Regions from separate parts of the Homo sapiens genome. Here region 1 is linked to region 2. A link is a loop called in an ENCODE intact Hi-C map of the cell type or tissue named here. Cell type or tissue: IMR-90. All regions are shown on one strand. Region 1 overlaps RSPRY1 (ring finger and SPRY domain containing 1). Region 2 holds the start of TRL-CAG2-1 (tRNA-Leu (anticodon CAG) 2-1).

Region 1 (8,000 bases), 110 kb after region 2:
CAGAAAACAAAGCCTTGAAGGGGAGAGAACAGGAATCTTGTTGCTCAGTAATTTCAGGGGGAAAAAAAAGCAAAAAGAATAGGGGAGCCTATAAAGTTACAATTTAATGCCAACACATAAAAGTATTTAGGAATAATTAAGAAGAAAACATCTTGGGGGTGCCTGTGAGGAAAGAAGTTAAAAAGAGGTTTGTTGGATCTTAAATTCTTAAACTTTATCATTTTTTCCTAAGGTTTTTATACACTGAATACAGAATAATCTATGCAGATTTCCATTTAGTACAATTTTTTTTTTTTGAGACGGAGTCTTGCTCTGTCGCCCAGGCTGGAGTGCAGTGGCGTGATCTCAGCTCACTGCAAGCTCCGCCTCCCAGGTTCATGCCATTCTCCTGCCTCAGCCTCCCGAGTAGCTGGGACTACAGGCACCCACCACCACGCCCAGCTAATTTTTGTATTTTTAGTAGAGACAGAGTTTCACTGTGTTAGTCAGGATAGTCTCGATCTCCTGACCTCGTGATCCGCCTGCCTCGGCCTCCCAAAATGCTGGGATTACAGGTGTGAGCCACCGTGCCCGGCCCATTTAGTACAATTTTAAGGTGATTGGATGATATCCAATACACGCAGATTTTTTTTTAAAATCTGACTAAATCTGATAGGATGGGCATGGTGGCTCATGCCTGTAATCCCAGCACTTTGGGAGGCTGAGTTGGGAGGATTGCTTGAGCCCAGGAGGCTGAGACCAGCTTGGGTAATGTAGCAAGACCCCATTTCTACAGAAAAAATTAAGAAATTAGCTGGGCATGGTAGTGCACACCTGTGGTCCCAGATACTCAGGAGGTTGAGGTGGGAAGATCACTTGAGCCTGGGAGGTCGAGGCTGCAGTGAGCCCTAATGGTGTCATTGCATTCCAGCCTATGTGACAGAGCTAGACCCTGTCTTTGGGAAAACAAAAACAAAAACAAAAACAAAAAACAAAAACTGACTAAATACGAAGGTAAGAAGACAAAAATTAAGTTTTTTTCCAAATTGAACTAAAGTGTGTTTTGAGTCAGTTTCTTCCAAAAGAGCAATTTTCCTTAAATGACCCAGAAAATGTCAACTATAAAATTTGTCAGAGAAGAAAATGAGGCTTTTAAAAAAACTGTAAATACTTTAAAGCCAGACTTTTTTTTTTTAAATAAAAAGGACCATCTGTGAAAACCAAGTGTAAAGAAGAGGTTAATCAGGTGGAAGAAGCTGGAAGGCATTTTATAAAGGCAAGCCTATGAAACGTACAAGGAAAAATCAAGAGCTGTTACCTCTAAATACTTTCTGAGATGACTACACAGAGTACTCTTGAGGGCTACAGCCACAGACAGGGCACATAAATGAACAAAGTAGATGATCTTTCAGATTTATCTGGCACTGAAAACCTATAGGTTTTAAACTGGAAATGGCTGTCATTCATGGTATTTTTTTTTTACAGAGAAGTGATGGACTGCAGGCAAAAGACTGGGTGAAAGCTAATCAATTACACTTTAGACAATTTTTTGTTTCATCCATTCAAAAAAAGCTTTACGTGGCCCACTTTCCAAGGACCACTGCTTTAAGACAATAAAACTGAGCTTACAGATTTTACACACAATACCAGAAGCCACCATAGCACAGTACACACTCTGTTGTCAGACTAGGTGAAAGTCCCAGCCCTGCAATATTTACTGATACACGTCCTAATTAACCTGACTCTTGACACATGTTAAAAAACAGACATAGTAACAGTTCTTATCTCACAGTACCACTGTGGGGATTAAATGAAATAATGCATGTAATACGCATGGCACAGTGCCTAACATTTAAACTGGATCAAAAAAATGCAAGATGTTACAAAATGAGCACATATCTAATCAGAAATAACTAAATTACCTGGGGGAGAGGGATTCTGGAGTAAAACTTGAGTTAAAAGCACTAAGAAAAGTAAAGAATTTATCTTTTACAGAACTACCCCGTACTGAAGTAATTTTTACTTTTCTATAACCTATACTTACCTATATTTTCAGACAGAGAATCTTGGGAGGGATTGTAGCTTGATCATCCCATAGACGGCATTAGAATCACTTAGAGTACTTATTAAAATGCAAATCCCTGGTCCCACTACGAATAGCCAGAATCAGAATTTCTGGGATGCCGGCCCAAGCTTGTGTTTTCTTAAAAGCTCCCCAAGTGACTCTGATGGCAGCCACATTTGGAAATCACTGTGTATAGAACCTACCACAGAACCTGGCACAGCAGGAAGGACACACCGACTGAACTAGGGGGCAAACTGAAATACTAAAGGGCATTTCTTCTTGGGTCAAAAATGTTAATTTCCTTGTCCAGTAAAATGAACTGAGACTATCTTTGAATGCAGTCTTTTGGAGAGGTCAGCCTAAAAAGCCATTAGAATGGTTATATCCATAAGTGACATGTACAGTACATATCAACACAAAGGAAAAAATGGCTCCATATATTTCCCATGAGGTCCATCTTACGAAGCATCAAAATGAACCTAAATGATACGCTGCTTAAGGATATCATCAAGGGTTAAGAGACTGAACGGAATAGAAAATGAGTAAGATGAGATTATATAAAGGCAACACATCTGTAATACCTATATATATATATATATATTTTTTTTTTTTTTTGAGATGAAGTCTCACTCTGTCGCCAGGCTGGAGTCCAGTGGTGAGATCTCGGCTCACTGCAACCTCTATCTCCTGGGTTCAAGTGATTCGCCTACCTCAGCCTCCCGAGTAGCCAGGACTACAGGTGCGTGCCACCACGCTCAGCTAATTTTTTGTATTTTTAGTAAAGACGGGGTTTCAATATGTTGGCCAGGCTGGTCTTGAACTCCTGACCTCATGATCCACCCACTTCAGCCTCCCAAAGTGCTGGGATTACAGGTGTGAGCCACCGTGCCTGGCCAATACCTATATTCTTTACCTTAACTTCAAAGACAACATTAGCTGGTGAAGTCAACTTTGAGACAAAAAAAAAAAAAGCTAGTCACACAATTTAAATACACATCTGTGACAAACATCAACTGATTTAATAATTTTTATCACTGGATGCCAGTGCTTAGTAGAAGGACTCTTCTTACCACCTAAGTGGCAATACTTTTAATATGATTATACTTTTTTATTTTTATTTTTTCAGACGGAGTTCCACTCTCATTGCCCAGACTGGAGTGTAATGGTGTGATCTTGGCTCACTGCAACCTCCATCTCCCCGGTTCAGGCGATTCTCCTGCCTCGGCCACCCGAATAGCTGGGATTACAGGTGCCTGCCACCACGCCTGGCTCATTTTTGTACATTTAGTAGAGATGGGGTTTCACCATGTTCACCAGGCTGGTCTTGAACTCCTGATCTCAGGTGATCTGCCCACCTCGGCCTCCCAAAGTGCTGGGATTACAGGTGTGAGCCACCATGCCCAGCCTAATATTATACTCTCGATAACAATTTTGCTGCAAGAGCATAATTATGATCGAATATTTCCTTTGCAAATCTATTTCTCTGAAGTGTGGTATTATTAATTTTGATTCTTGCCTTTTTAAAAAAGAAACTAAAGACTATTCTCTCCATTTCTATATTATTTATTAGATTTTTACATTTTACATGTTTTTTCATTTTTCTTGGGGGTAAATGAAGCACCTAACGCTTTATATTTTTTTAAAGCTGCTCTGAGACAAAAAAAAATAATCAAACTTAGGGTCTTGGTAAGCTTGGTGTTAAAGCAGTAAGGTTCTGGTACTCACTGTCTTTATAAAACACAGACCTCTACCATCATAAACAGCTCACCATGGAGACATCTGGCCAACTAGTCTAACCCTCTCTGACAAATGGTCCAGGAATCAATGATTCATCTCTTCAAATATTTGCTTGCATTCAGCCATAGTACAGATCAGTGAGAAAGAACACTTTCTTTTCTTTGAAAATAGGACTGCAGAATTACACTGCCTAGGAAGGAAAAGCTGATTACAAGAGTGACCATAAAGAAGAAAAACCAGACTTTGGGCACTAAATTACTATTGTTATAATCTTCACCTTATCATTCCAAAATAGTGTTAGAGGATGTGACTTTTTTTCCAACCCTCCCCCACAAAGGCTAAGTCAAATAGCATGAATAGCAAAATGTGTAACATCCTGAAAATTTTAATGATGTTCTCTCATTAGAAAATGTTTTCGGATTTTTCCCTAAGTGTGTTAAAGAGATAGCTTCTATCATCACATTTACTCCCCACTCCCAATATTTTATTATGAAATTTTCCAAACATACAGAAAATTGAATTAGAGTTCACTGTAAACTGTGAACTATATACCCACCACCTAGATTCTACTACTAACATTTTACTAAACTTGCTTTATCCCCACCACCTAGACTCTACTACTAACATTTTACTAAACTTGCTTTATCGCTATCCATCTCTTATCCATCATTAATCCATTCAGTTTTTTTTACATATTTCAAAGTAAACTATAGGCATCAGTATACTTTCTCTTAAATAATTCAGCATGCATATCACTAATTAGACTTCAATAAACTTCAAGTTTTTAGGAGTCGAATTTACATACACTGAAATGTGCAAATCTTTTTTTTTTTTAAACGGAATCTCATTCTGTTGCCCAGGATGGAGTGCACTGGTGTGATCCCAGTTTACCACAAACTCTGTCTCCCGGGTTCAAGTAATTCTCCTGCCTCAGCCTCCTGAGTAGCTGGGATTATTGGCACATGCCACCACACCCAGCTAATGTTTGTGTTTTCAGTAGAGATGGGGTTTCACCATGTGGGCTAGGCTGGTCTCAAACTCCTGACCTCAAATGATCTGTCCACCTCGGCCTCCCAAAGTGCTGGGATTACAGGCGTGAGCCACCGCACCCGGCTGAAATGTGCAAATCTTAAGCACAGTAACGTGCTGAGTTTTATCAAATGCATATACCTGTGACTCAAACCCTATCAAGATAGAGAACATTATCTAGAAACATATTTGCTTAAAAAAATACAAAAATTAGCCAGGCACAGTGGCGTGTGCCTGTAATTCCAGCTACTTGGGAGGCTGAGGTGGGAAGATCACTTGAATCCAGAAGGTGGAGGTTGCAGTGAGCCGAGATCATCCCACTACCCTCAAGCCTGGGTGACAGAGCAAGACTCTGTCTCCAAAGAAAAAAAAAAAAAAGCCTGCAGAACACCCCAAAGACCACAATCTTCTTACTGAAGATTGTGTTTAAATAGGGAAAATCTCAAGTCAACAATACTGATTTGGTAATGCATGAAGATTACACTTGCCAGCTGAAACAGAAACTACCTAAAGATGTTTCAACAAGAGTGTTTCTGTCTTTAGACTCTAAAGCCTCTGGTATTTCATTGGGGAAGGTAAGAAGGGGGTAGATTGTGAAATATTTGGTTGGAATTTTACTTTTCCCACAAAAAGAAAGGTTGTCTTGATGAGGCGTTTTTACTTGCCTCCCAGATGTCCAAAGCTATCTAACCGTAGGTTTAGGTCACACAGAGTACCATTAACTCCTGAACTGTAACTGTCAAGAAGTCTGGGAAAAGCACTGGATGATTCTGACATTTCCCTTATGCACTGAGGATCTTTAAGAAAGCACACCTTTGAAAGTAGGTATTTTTTTCTGGTTGAAAGACTATCTGAGCAGGGCATGGTGGCTCACACCTGTAATCCCAACACTCTGGGAGGCCAAGGCAGGCAGACAGCTTGAGCCCAAGAATTTGAGACCAGCCTGGGCAACATGGCGAAACCCTGTTTCTACAAAAAATACACAAATTAGCCAGAGTGGCGGCTTGGACCCTATAGTCCAGCTACTGGGAAGGGCAGTGGGAGTGAGGGGTGGGAGGATCGCCTGAGCTGGGGAGGTCGAGGCTGCAGTAAACCATGATCGCACCACTGCACTTCAGCCTAGGAGACAGAGTGAGACCTTAAAAAAAAAAAAAAAAAAAAGAGTCTCTGGAAAAACCTTCCTCTAAAAAGTTGAGAGCTTTTTTAACCTAGTAGCAGTGCATCTGTGGTCAGAAAGAATTACAGAATATAGTCCTGACCTAAAATGGTACAAAGGAGAAAAGACAAATCCTTTCAGCATTCAAATAATTTACTAAAAAATAAAATTTAGGCCTAGGATAGAGTAAGGAATTTCCGGAAGCAAATAATAGTAAAAAAGGGGAAGTAAATAATCCCTGCCTGAAATCTTAAGGATTGAAAAATTTGCCTTGGACTCCCAAAAAATACTAAGGAAGAATTGAGGTAAATGCTTATGACGGTTGCAGTACAGGGAAGAAAAACAAATGTAATATTCCGTAGTACTTGTGGTTTTCCCCCCAGGAGGCCAAATAATAGGAGATCATGTGTTATTCAAATATACACAAATCTGAAGGAAAAGGATTTTTCTATTACAGAAAACTCTCTGCTCTTAAGAAAAGCAAATAAAATATATAAGCAGCATGAATATCAACATTTTCCTTAATGATGTCTACTTTAAATGATGTCTAAAACACTCATACTGCATACTCATTTGGATACTTATTAGACCCTAATATGTATTCAATAAATATCTTAGGTGAATTTATTCTAAAATCTGTAACATAAAGTCTCTCCAAAATATTTACCATTTTGAAAAACTGAGACAACACCATTCAATAACTATATATCCAATGCTTATATGGCAGGCAGTGAGGAAAGACGGAAAAAGGTCCCTCATGCTCCTGACAAAGGGAGCTGGGGTTAGGGACAAACTTAGCTCCCTACCCAAAGACTACAGATAAAGCATCTACTAGAAGGAGGCCTCTTGTTCCATCAGTTTTCCAGTGTAAAAGGAACTTTGGTAACACTGAAGTACCTCTGTGTGAGCAAGTTTTTAGGTGACTATACAAATCAGCAATAGCAAAAGGGGACTAGAGAATCTATCTTTGCATTGTAACACATTTATGTCTTACATTATAAGCCAAAATATTGTTGGTATAAATATTCCTGCCCACACAATGAAAAGTAAACAAAAAAACCTATAAATTAAATTGATAAAGATGAAGTTAAATAAAAATTCTAATAAAAAAAGAGGAATCATGATGAAAACTGACATTATTTTGAGACAATTCAGATGATGCACCCCAAACTAAGCATACTTCCTGAATACTGCAGGAATCCCCATTCTGCATATGACATGTGAGAAGCTTGTATTGGTGCCAGGTTTCCCAGGACAGACTTCCTGGGCGAAAAAAGTATTAAGAGACCACAGTAAACTCCAATATTGTTCTAGTTTTAGGTTATGAATACCATGTTTTAGTAATCCTTAGTAATTCACTTGGTAGGTTATTAATAAGTAGCCCTTAGGCATACCTAAGTATGAACAACTATGAAGCAATAAAAACTTAAAAAAACAAACAAACAGTGCTATATTTCCCATGTGGAGGGACTGGGCAGAAACCACATCTTGAGAATCACTGCATTAAGGGAACACAAGAGCGAAAACAATTCTTCAGGAGGTAGAGGGGTAAGAAAAAACTAACACTGAACATTAAACTATGAGGTAATATACTTGCTGAGTAAGGTATTTCAAACCTTCTATTTGAGGTACATAGGACCTATGAAATTACGCCTGGAAACTATAATTTCAAGCAACAAGAAAGCTATGTGCAGAGTTCATTCCTTAACAAATTTAAGGAGTACATAAATTCCTTACTATTTCAAATGTATTCTCAGTTTTCAAAAGCTCAGAAACAAAGCGGAATGTTCTCTAAGAGGCCACCACTATTTATAAGATAACTTTTCCTGATTTAACCTTGTATATACCACACATTTATCTAAAGTTACTACTTTTACATATTTAACCAGCAACCACTCCCTTTTGGAATGGACACATTTGTATGTTTTCTCTACTCACAAAGGTTGGCAAGAAAAGGATTTCAAAAGCTGACTTACTGAATGATAAACCAAAGGGAAATATTCACTCCTTTGCACTTCTAAAAGTTGTAAAAGT
Region 2 (8,000 bases):
TTTTCCCCAAGCTGGACAAATGTCCGGAGCAGGGAATGGGTGAGGCCTGTCCCACAGGGCTCATTGTTGGCGTCTAGGCTGCTGATAAGGTGGAAACAGGACATAAACAGAAATGGTGGCCTTCTCCCTTCCCAATTTTGGTCTCAGGGACCTAGGGGTACAAGGCTTCCTCCAGGCCAGGAGGGTGTCACATGAAAGGTGTCGAGGGGGGACACCTGATCATCCACCCAAACCCAAGAGACAGAGCTGTGTGGGAACCTGGTGCTGAGCCCCATCAAGGGAGCACTTTCTCCCAGGCCGGCCAGGAGGGCAGCAGGCAGGGCGGGGCTGGTGTGGGCTCCAGCTCTGGCGCTACCTCTGTTCCCTTCTCTCTAAAATGATGTGCACTCAGAAAGGTTGGTGATGCAAGAAATGAAGGGAGGGTCCCAGAGGTGGAGAGTGCAGGGCTTCTGCCCCAAAGAGGACCTTGGGCAAGTCACTCAGCCCACCTGAGCCTTACCTCCCTGGTCTGCAAAATGGGGTGAAAGTGGGAAGCTAGCAGCCCCTGCTTCAAAGCCCTTGCCTTCAAGGGAAACCAAGCATCTAGTAACCTGGCTCCCCTATGGCCTTCGTGACCTCCTATTGCATCCCTACATCCTCTCTCTCCACCCTGACACCCCACACACACACCAGCCAGCCAGCAGGGCTTGTGTGTTTTACCCCAAAACACATCCTGAATCTTGAATTCTACCACCTTTTGCAATCTCCACTTCCCTGGTCCAGCCATCATCATCTCTTACCCTCCCTGCCCTGGCCTTCCCCCTGGACTTCCAATTCTTCCCTTGGCCTGCCGTCCATCCTCCACACAGCAGCCAAAGGGATAGTTTTTGAAGGGCCCTCAGGACCATGCCACTCCCCTGCTTAAAACACTCCAGGCTGGGCACAGTGGCTCACACCTATCATCTCAGCATTTTGGGAGACCAAGGCCGGAGGATCTCTTGAGCTCAGGAGTTCGAGAACAGCCTGGGCAAAGTGTCAAGATCCTGTCTCTACAAAAAGTATAAAAATTAGCCAAGTGTGGTGGTGCACACCTGTAGTCCCAAATACTTGGGAGGCTGAGGCAGGGATTGCTTGAGACCAGGAGATTGTCTGCAGTAAGCCAAGATTGTGCCACTGGACTCCAACCTGGGCCACAGGGCTGGACCCTGTGTCAAAACAACAACAACAACAAACAAAAACACAGCAGTTACTCCATCACAGAAGAAAATCCAAACTCCTTTCCCTGGCACTCCAGCCCTGTGTGATATGGCCTGAACCTTCCCATCACCTTACCCCTGCCACACTGGCCTTGCTGTCCCTCCAACAGACTATATTTCTCTCTGCCTCAGAGCCTTTGCACTGGCTATGTCTTTTATCTGAAATGCTGCCACCTGCAGCTTTGATCTTGCTTGTGTTTCTCCTTTTGAACTCAGTGTCAGCTCCTCACAGAGGCCCTCCCTAACCACCCTGCCTAGGAGAGCCCCAATCACTCTTGATCACTGTTAAAAGGGTATTTTTTTTTTTTTGAGATGGAGTCTCACTCTGTTACCCAGGCTGGAGTGCAATGGTGTGATCTCAGCTCACTGCAACCTCTGCCTCTCGGGTTCAAGCAATTCTCCTTCCTCAGCCTCCTTAGTAGCTGGGATTACAGGCAAGTGCCATGACGCCTGGCTAATTTTTGTATTTTTAGTAGAGACGGGGTTTCACCATGTTGTCGAGGCTGGTCTTGAACTTCTGACCTTGTGATCTGCCCACCTCAGCCTCCCAAAGTGCTGGGATTACAGGCATGAGTCACCTCGCCTGGCCAAAAGGATAATTTTTAAGATAAAATCATAATTCTCATATAAATATAAAATGAACACGTCAAAGATTTTATTTTAGTCATTAATTAATGGGAGGACCTGTTCAATGTTATAGCCAATTCAAAAGAGAATTCAAAGACACACATATATTGGCAATCAGGAATGCTGAAATGAATTTATAAGCAGATTGCAAAATTGGTCAATATCCACAGGGCAATGATCAATTGCATTCTACCCTAACAAAATTCACCTGTATTTCTGTGGACAAGAATTATTTGGACATAAAAGTAATGAAAGGTGCAAGCCCTTATAGAATCAGATCCAGCTATCTTTTTTGCCTGTTTTAAAGTCTTTCATGAGTTTCTTGATGCATCCTCTACCCAGCATTTAACAACACCTGGATGTATTTGTCCACCTGTTTCTTATCCTTCTCCCTTCGCTCCATGCCTGAATGTATCTTGAGAGTGGAAATTCTGTTTTGTTCACAGCATCTAGAAGAGTGGCACATAGCAAGTGCTTAATAAATGTTTGTTGACTTTCTTTCCAGCTTCCAGGGCAATTTGTATTTTAGAAGAGGACACAAAAGAGTTTAGTGCTAAACCTAAAGGAAAGAATTCTGGCAGTCAATGAGGAGAGGACATTTGGGACAGGGAAAGAGGAGGATTTCATTGTCTTTCAGATAACCAGGACCTCTGCCCACCCCCATGGGGCTGCATCCCAAGCTCCAAGCATCTCAAGGGAATCTAATCCAAGGGTGGTAAGTGCTGCTGTTCTCTGGCCGAGGCCGCTCTGTGATACCATCTCAGACAAGTCCGAGGGCACTAAGAGGTTAATGTGACCCCACTGCTCACACCTTCTAGGCCTGACCCCTGGACTCCAAAGTTGGCTCAGAGATGTTCGAGGGTCTTGGACCCTCTCTTCTAGTGCCTGTGTACAGAGAGGGGCAGCAGCTGCCATTGTAGGAATATGAGTCATTAATGAGGGAATTCATTAATTAATGTGTAATTGTTACACACCAGGTCAGCGGCCCAGCCCCCTGAGATCCTAGAAATCCTTCTGGAGAAGGGCACCCTCTCGGTACCGAGGTCTTCTGGTCCCTGGAAACAGCCTGTGCGCGGCGTGCGTAAGCCTAGAGGGGGTGGAAGGGAAGAGAGGAAGATGCCGCGGGGGCCAGGAAAAGAGAGATGAGTCACGAAATGAGGGGATGCAGGAAGGAGGAAGCGAGGGAAGAATGAATCCATGGGATCTTCCCTGCGTACCTACTGTGTGCCGGGTACGGTTTGGGCACTGGGGACATAGGAATAGGGCGGGTCTGGCTGTGCAGCTGCAGGCCTCGTTCTATCCCGGAGCCTGAGTAAATGAATTATAACACATATACAAATGTGAAGCTGCAGCTGGGGCGAGTATTCGGAAGGAGAGCGCGGTAAGAGTGCCAGGCGGCCTTGCAATACCTGGGCTTTACCTAGATTGGGCGCCAGCCCACGGAAATGTCTGCGAATCAGTGCAGGTATACGGACTTGATTGCATTGTGCACAAGGGAAATGCAAGGTTGCTTGCAGATTTCAGGAATCAAAGCTGACATGATAGTACATGTATGAATGCAGAATGAATACAGGCTGGAGGCACGAATGCATGTGTATTGAAGTAACAGTCTTCGGTCTCGGCCTTCTCTAGTAGGCCTTGCGCACCCTCTGGCGTCGCCTAGGTGCATCGCGCTGACCTTCCTTGTCCCATCTCTCCACGCCCATTGGAGCAAGTGAGTGTATCTCGCTCCACCCAACGCCGGGCGGACAACTAGGAGTGGGTCTTCGCTGCCCACTACGCATGCGCATATTGCAGAACTTGTGAAGAGGCTTTATGCGCCACACACTGCAAGCAGTCAGGATGGCCGAGCGGTCTAAGGCGCTGCGTTCAGGTCGCAGTCTCCCCTGGAGGCGTGGGTTCGAATCCCACTTCTGACAGAGCTCAATTACTTTTCCTCATCAACACCGCAGATCAGTGAGGTTATGATGTCTTGTGTGTATGTGTTCTGTGTATATGTTCTTATAATCTTTTTTTATTCTTTTACAGATCAATGAGGTTATGATGTCTTGTGCGTATATGTTCGCATAATCTTAATTGTTTTACAAAACGAGTATTTTCTTATTAACGAGCATTTTCTTTTTTAAAAAAGAATCTCGCTCTGTCGCCTAAGCTGGAGTGTGGTGGCGACATCCTCCCGCCTCAACCTCCTCCGAAGTTGGGAGTTCAGAATCACACGACCACGTCCTGTCAGACTTTTTCTTCCCCACAGACATTCATTTAGACTTTGGATTGTGTGTAAAACGTACGGTCCTCTGTGTTTGAGGGCCTCTCTTGGTGTGCGGTCGTCGAAGATTTCTCTTCTGAAATACCGGAAAAGAGCGCTTGTCAGAAGTGGGATTCGAACCCACGCCTCCAGGGGAGACTGCGACCTGAACGCAGCGCCTTAGACCGCTCGGCCATCCTGACTTCCTAGGAGAGACTATTTTGGGGTCTGATGTAGTTCCTCTCATGCTTCAACGACGCTCGGGACTCAGAACCCAGAGGCGGTGTCCCGGGCAGTTCCGAGTCCGGCCTGCAGCTTAGGTTATCCACAACCAAACCCATCCGGTGCAGCGAGACTCACTGCTGTGGTCAAACTGGCGCTTTCAACTGAATACACAGATAATTTAAATGGAAAATCAGTTTCCCTTACCATCAACAGAAATAAACACAATGAAAACGAAATAACGTTGCTAAATTCTAGCTGCCTGCCCAGGCTCTGAGCCTCAAGTGGTGGTATTATGAACTATTACTAATACCGGTCGGATGTTTCGGGCTGTGAATGGGGCACTGGCGGAGTAGGGGGCGGGGTTTGGAGAATTATTGTTGGAAGGAGGACGCTCTATAAGGTTTTTGTCATCCGCTCCTCAGGACGGGAGGCCTTGGGTTGGGAGATCCCACTCTGCAAATGATTACCTAGGGCCTCATTCAGAAAGAGTTGGCTTTTAGACCTTTCTAATAAGCTGATCAAGGGAAAAAGTTGGAGATTGTTAAGCTTGGGGAAGAGAATTATTATCTGTCTACAAAAGCCTGATATACAAGGGGTTGGGATTGTGTCTGCCTGTCCTTTTTGCTCCAAGAACTGGGGCCCGAGGTGGGGGTGCAGTGGGTGAATAGTTACAGAGGATGGGTTTGGGAGAAGAAAGAGTTTGCTGGAAAGGAAACAGGGTGACTGTATTGGTAGTGATATCCCTGTCGCTGGAGGCATTCAAGACGAGGATCGATGGTCACTTGGTGGAAATGCTGCCAAGGAGATTCAAGAGTTTCTATTGCTGCTGTAACACATAACTACAAATTTGGTGGCTTAAAACCATCCCATTTATTTATCTTACAGTTCTGGAGGTCATAAGTCTAAAATGGGTCACAGGGTTACATTCCGTCTGGAGGCCAGAAGGGAGAATCCATTGCCTTTCCTCTTCCAGCTGCTGGAGACCACCCACATTCTTTGGCTCCTCAGTCCACACCACTCCAAACTTTGCTCTGTCTTCACATCACCTTCTCTGACTCTGACCCTCCTGCCTAACCTCTTTATAACAACCCTTGTGATTACACTGGGCCTGTCTGATAACCCAGGGTCATCACCCCATCTCCAAATCCATTATTATTATTATTGTTATTATTTTGAGAAGTAGTCTCACTCTGTTGCCCAGGCTGGAGTGCAGTGGCACGAACTCGGCTCACTGCAACCTCCGAATCCTGGGTTCAAGCAATTCTCCTGCCTCATCCTCAGCCTCCTGAGTAGCTGGGACTACAGGCACACACCACCATGCCTGGCTAATTTTTGTATTTTTAGTAGAGACGGGGTTTCGCCATGTTGACCAGACTGGTCTTGAACTCATGACCTCAAGTGATCCACCCGCCTCCCAAAGTGCTGGGATTACAGGTGTGAGCCAATGCGCCCGGCCCAAAGCCTTAATTTAACCACAGCTGCAAACTCTCTTTTAACCATTTAAAGTAACAGAGCCACAGGTTCCAGAGATTAGGATATGATGAGGAGACTCATTATTCTACCAGTGCCCTAAAGCACAATTTGATTTGGAAGATTCCATCCAGGGGTAATTTTCTATAATATCTTTGGTCTGAAACCAACTTTCCCCACCACTTCGCTGTTCAGTCTCCCCAAAACTGCTCTGAGTTCACCTCCCCCCTCATCACAAACGTGGCTGGTGGATCCCGGAGGCCCCTGCTAAACCTTGAACAGGTTGAGAAGTACTGCGTTTGAATTCCTGCCGTGTGACCTTGGGTAGATCACTTCACCTCTCTCAGCCATACAGGAAGGAAGGGAGGAGTTGGGGCAGGGGTCCCTAACCCCTATAGCGGTCTGTGACGTGTGAGGAACCGGCGGCATAGCAGGAGGTGAGCCACACACAAGCTAAGGAAGCTGCATCTGTATCTACAGCCACTCCCCATCGCTTGCATTATCGCCTGAGCTCCGCCTCCTGTCAGATCAGGGGCAGCATTAGATCCTCATAGCAGCGTGAACCCTATTGTGAACTGTGCGTGCAAGGGATTAGGCTGCACACTCTTTATGAGAATCTAATGCCTGATGATCTCCCATCACCTCCAGATAGGACCGTCCAGTTGCAGGAAAACAAACTCAGGGATCCCACTGATTCTACATTATGGTGAGTTGTATAATTATGTCATTATCTATTACAATGTTATAATAATAGAAATAAAGTGCACTATGAACATAATGTGCTTGAATCATCCCAAAACCACCCTCCTAACCCACCCCTACCTCCTCTGGAAAAATAGTCTTCCACAGAACCAGTCCCAGTCCCTGGTGCCAAAAACGCTGGGGGACTGTAACGCCATTCATCGGTTTCTTTGGGTGTAAAAGACAGAAACTCAGCTTGCCCTCGTTTTGGCAAAAAAGGGAGATTTGTTGGCTCATGAGACAGAGGGAAGGGTGGGCAGGCAGGTTGCTGGATCTCAGGGACCCCAGGAAGTGAGGGATCAGAACTTCTCCCACCTGTGCCCCTCTCTGCTTCTCTGGAGGCAGCTCTGGCCAGGGCCTTGTCTCTCTGTTCAACACCAAGAAGGCCACCCTCACACTCCAGATCTTTCCACCACCGGGAAGCCTTCCCTGCTCACCCCTACAAATCGAGTTGTCTGGCACAGACTCTCCCAGCTCCCTGGATCTCCATCCAAGCACATCTGTAATGAACACATTATCTGGGTAATCCTTTTTTTAATGGCTCTCCCTAACACCCCCCATCTGTGGCTTGGTGATTAGCCGGACCCCTGGGGCTAGGGCCTGGCACATAATAGGGCTTGGTCCATATTTACTGTGTGATGAAAGAAATAAATAACACAAACCTACTTTACAAAAATAAAAAATAAAAAAATAAAAGGGTTCATACCACGGAAAAATCTCAAGACAAAGAGTTAAGTGAAAAAAGCTAAGTAGAAACCAGAAATGGGCCGGGCGCGGTGGCTCACAACTGTAATCCCAGCACTTTGGGAGGCTGAGGCAGGTGGATCACTTGAGGTCAGGAGTTCGAGACCAGTCTGGCTAACATGGTGAAACCCCATCTCGACTAAAAATACAAAAATTAGCCAGGCATGGTGGCACGTGCCTGTAATCCCAGCTACTCGGGAGGCTGAGGCAGAAGAATTGCTTGAACCCAGGAGGCACAGGTTGCAGTGAGCAAAGATTGTGCCACTGAACTCCAGCCTGGGCAACAGAGTGAGACTTCATCTCAAAAAATAAAAAATAAATACATAAATACAATCTTACTAGGTGATCAAGGTCAACATCAACATTGATAGGTTCCATTGATAGTAGGTATCCTTGAGAGGCAATTTACCTCTGTAGTCTTCCTTCCAAAAATACATTACTCAAAGTCTAATCATGACAAAATAATATCAGACAAATCGCAATTGAGGAACATCCTACAAAACCCCTGAACAGGGCCGGGTGTGGTGGCTCACACCTGTAATCCCAGCACTTTGGGAGGCTGAGGCAGGTGGATCACCTGAGGTCGGGAGTTTGAGACCAGCCTGGCCAACATCGTGAAACCCTGTCTCTACTAAAAATACAAAAATTAGCCAGGCATGGTGGTGCGTGCCTGTAATCCCAGCTACTTGGGAGGCTGAGGCAGGAGAATGACT

The links. Peaks named below come from ENCODE experiments on the same cell type or tissue, not always from the same donor. Only the 100,000 strongest peaks of a DNase experiment are listed, where the experiment ranks them.
Region 1: a loop joins it to region 2, with 8 times the contacts of the local background. A loop is called at or near these places in 38 of 110 quality-filtered maps.

The regions. Positions count from the first base shown.
Region 1 is chr16:57,190,680-57,198,679 of GRCh38, reverse strand. All of the region lies in intron 1 of RSPRY1 (ring finger and SPRY domain containing 1), which reads right to left. Among named protein-coding and RNA genes, the nearest start is that of RSPRY1, 8.4 kb to the right of the region's middle. In IMR-90, no CTCF peak of the experiment used is centred here; DNase peaks (open chromatin) are centred at 3,839, 5,369 and 7,419; H3K4me3 peaks cover 174 bases; H3K27ac peaks cover 1,579 bases.
Region 2 is chr16:57,296,261-57,304,260 of GRCh38, reverse strand. TRL-CAG2-1 (tRNA-Leu (anticodon CAG) 2-1) reads right to left here and starts at 4,310; the gene lies at 4,228-4,310. It overlaps TRL-CAG2-2 (tRNA-Leu (anticodon CAG) 2-2), which reads left to right and starts at 3,699; the gene lies at 3,699-3,781. RefSeq lists enhancers at 54-103, 3,987-4,046, 4,457-4,586 and silencers at 3,667-3,836, 4,127-4,336. In IMR-90, CTCF peaks have their summits at 3,518 and 4,586; DNase peaks (open chromatin) are centred at 3,560 and 4,140; H3K4me3 peaks cover 1,446 bases; H3K27ac peaks cover 635 bases; H3K27me3 peaks cover 631 bases.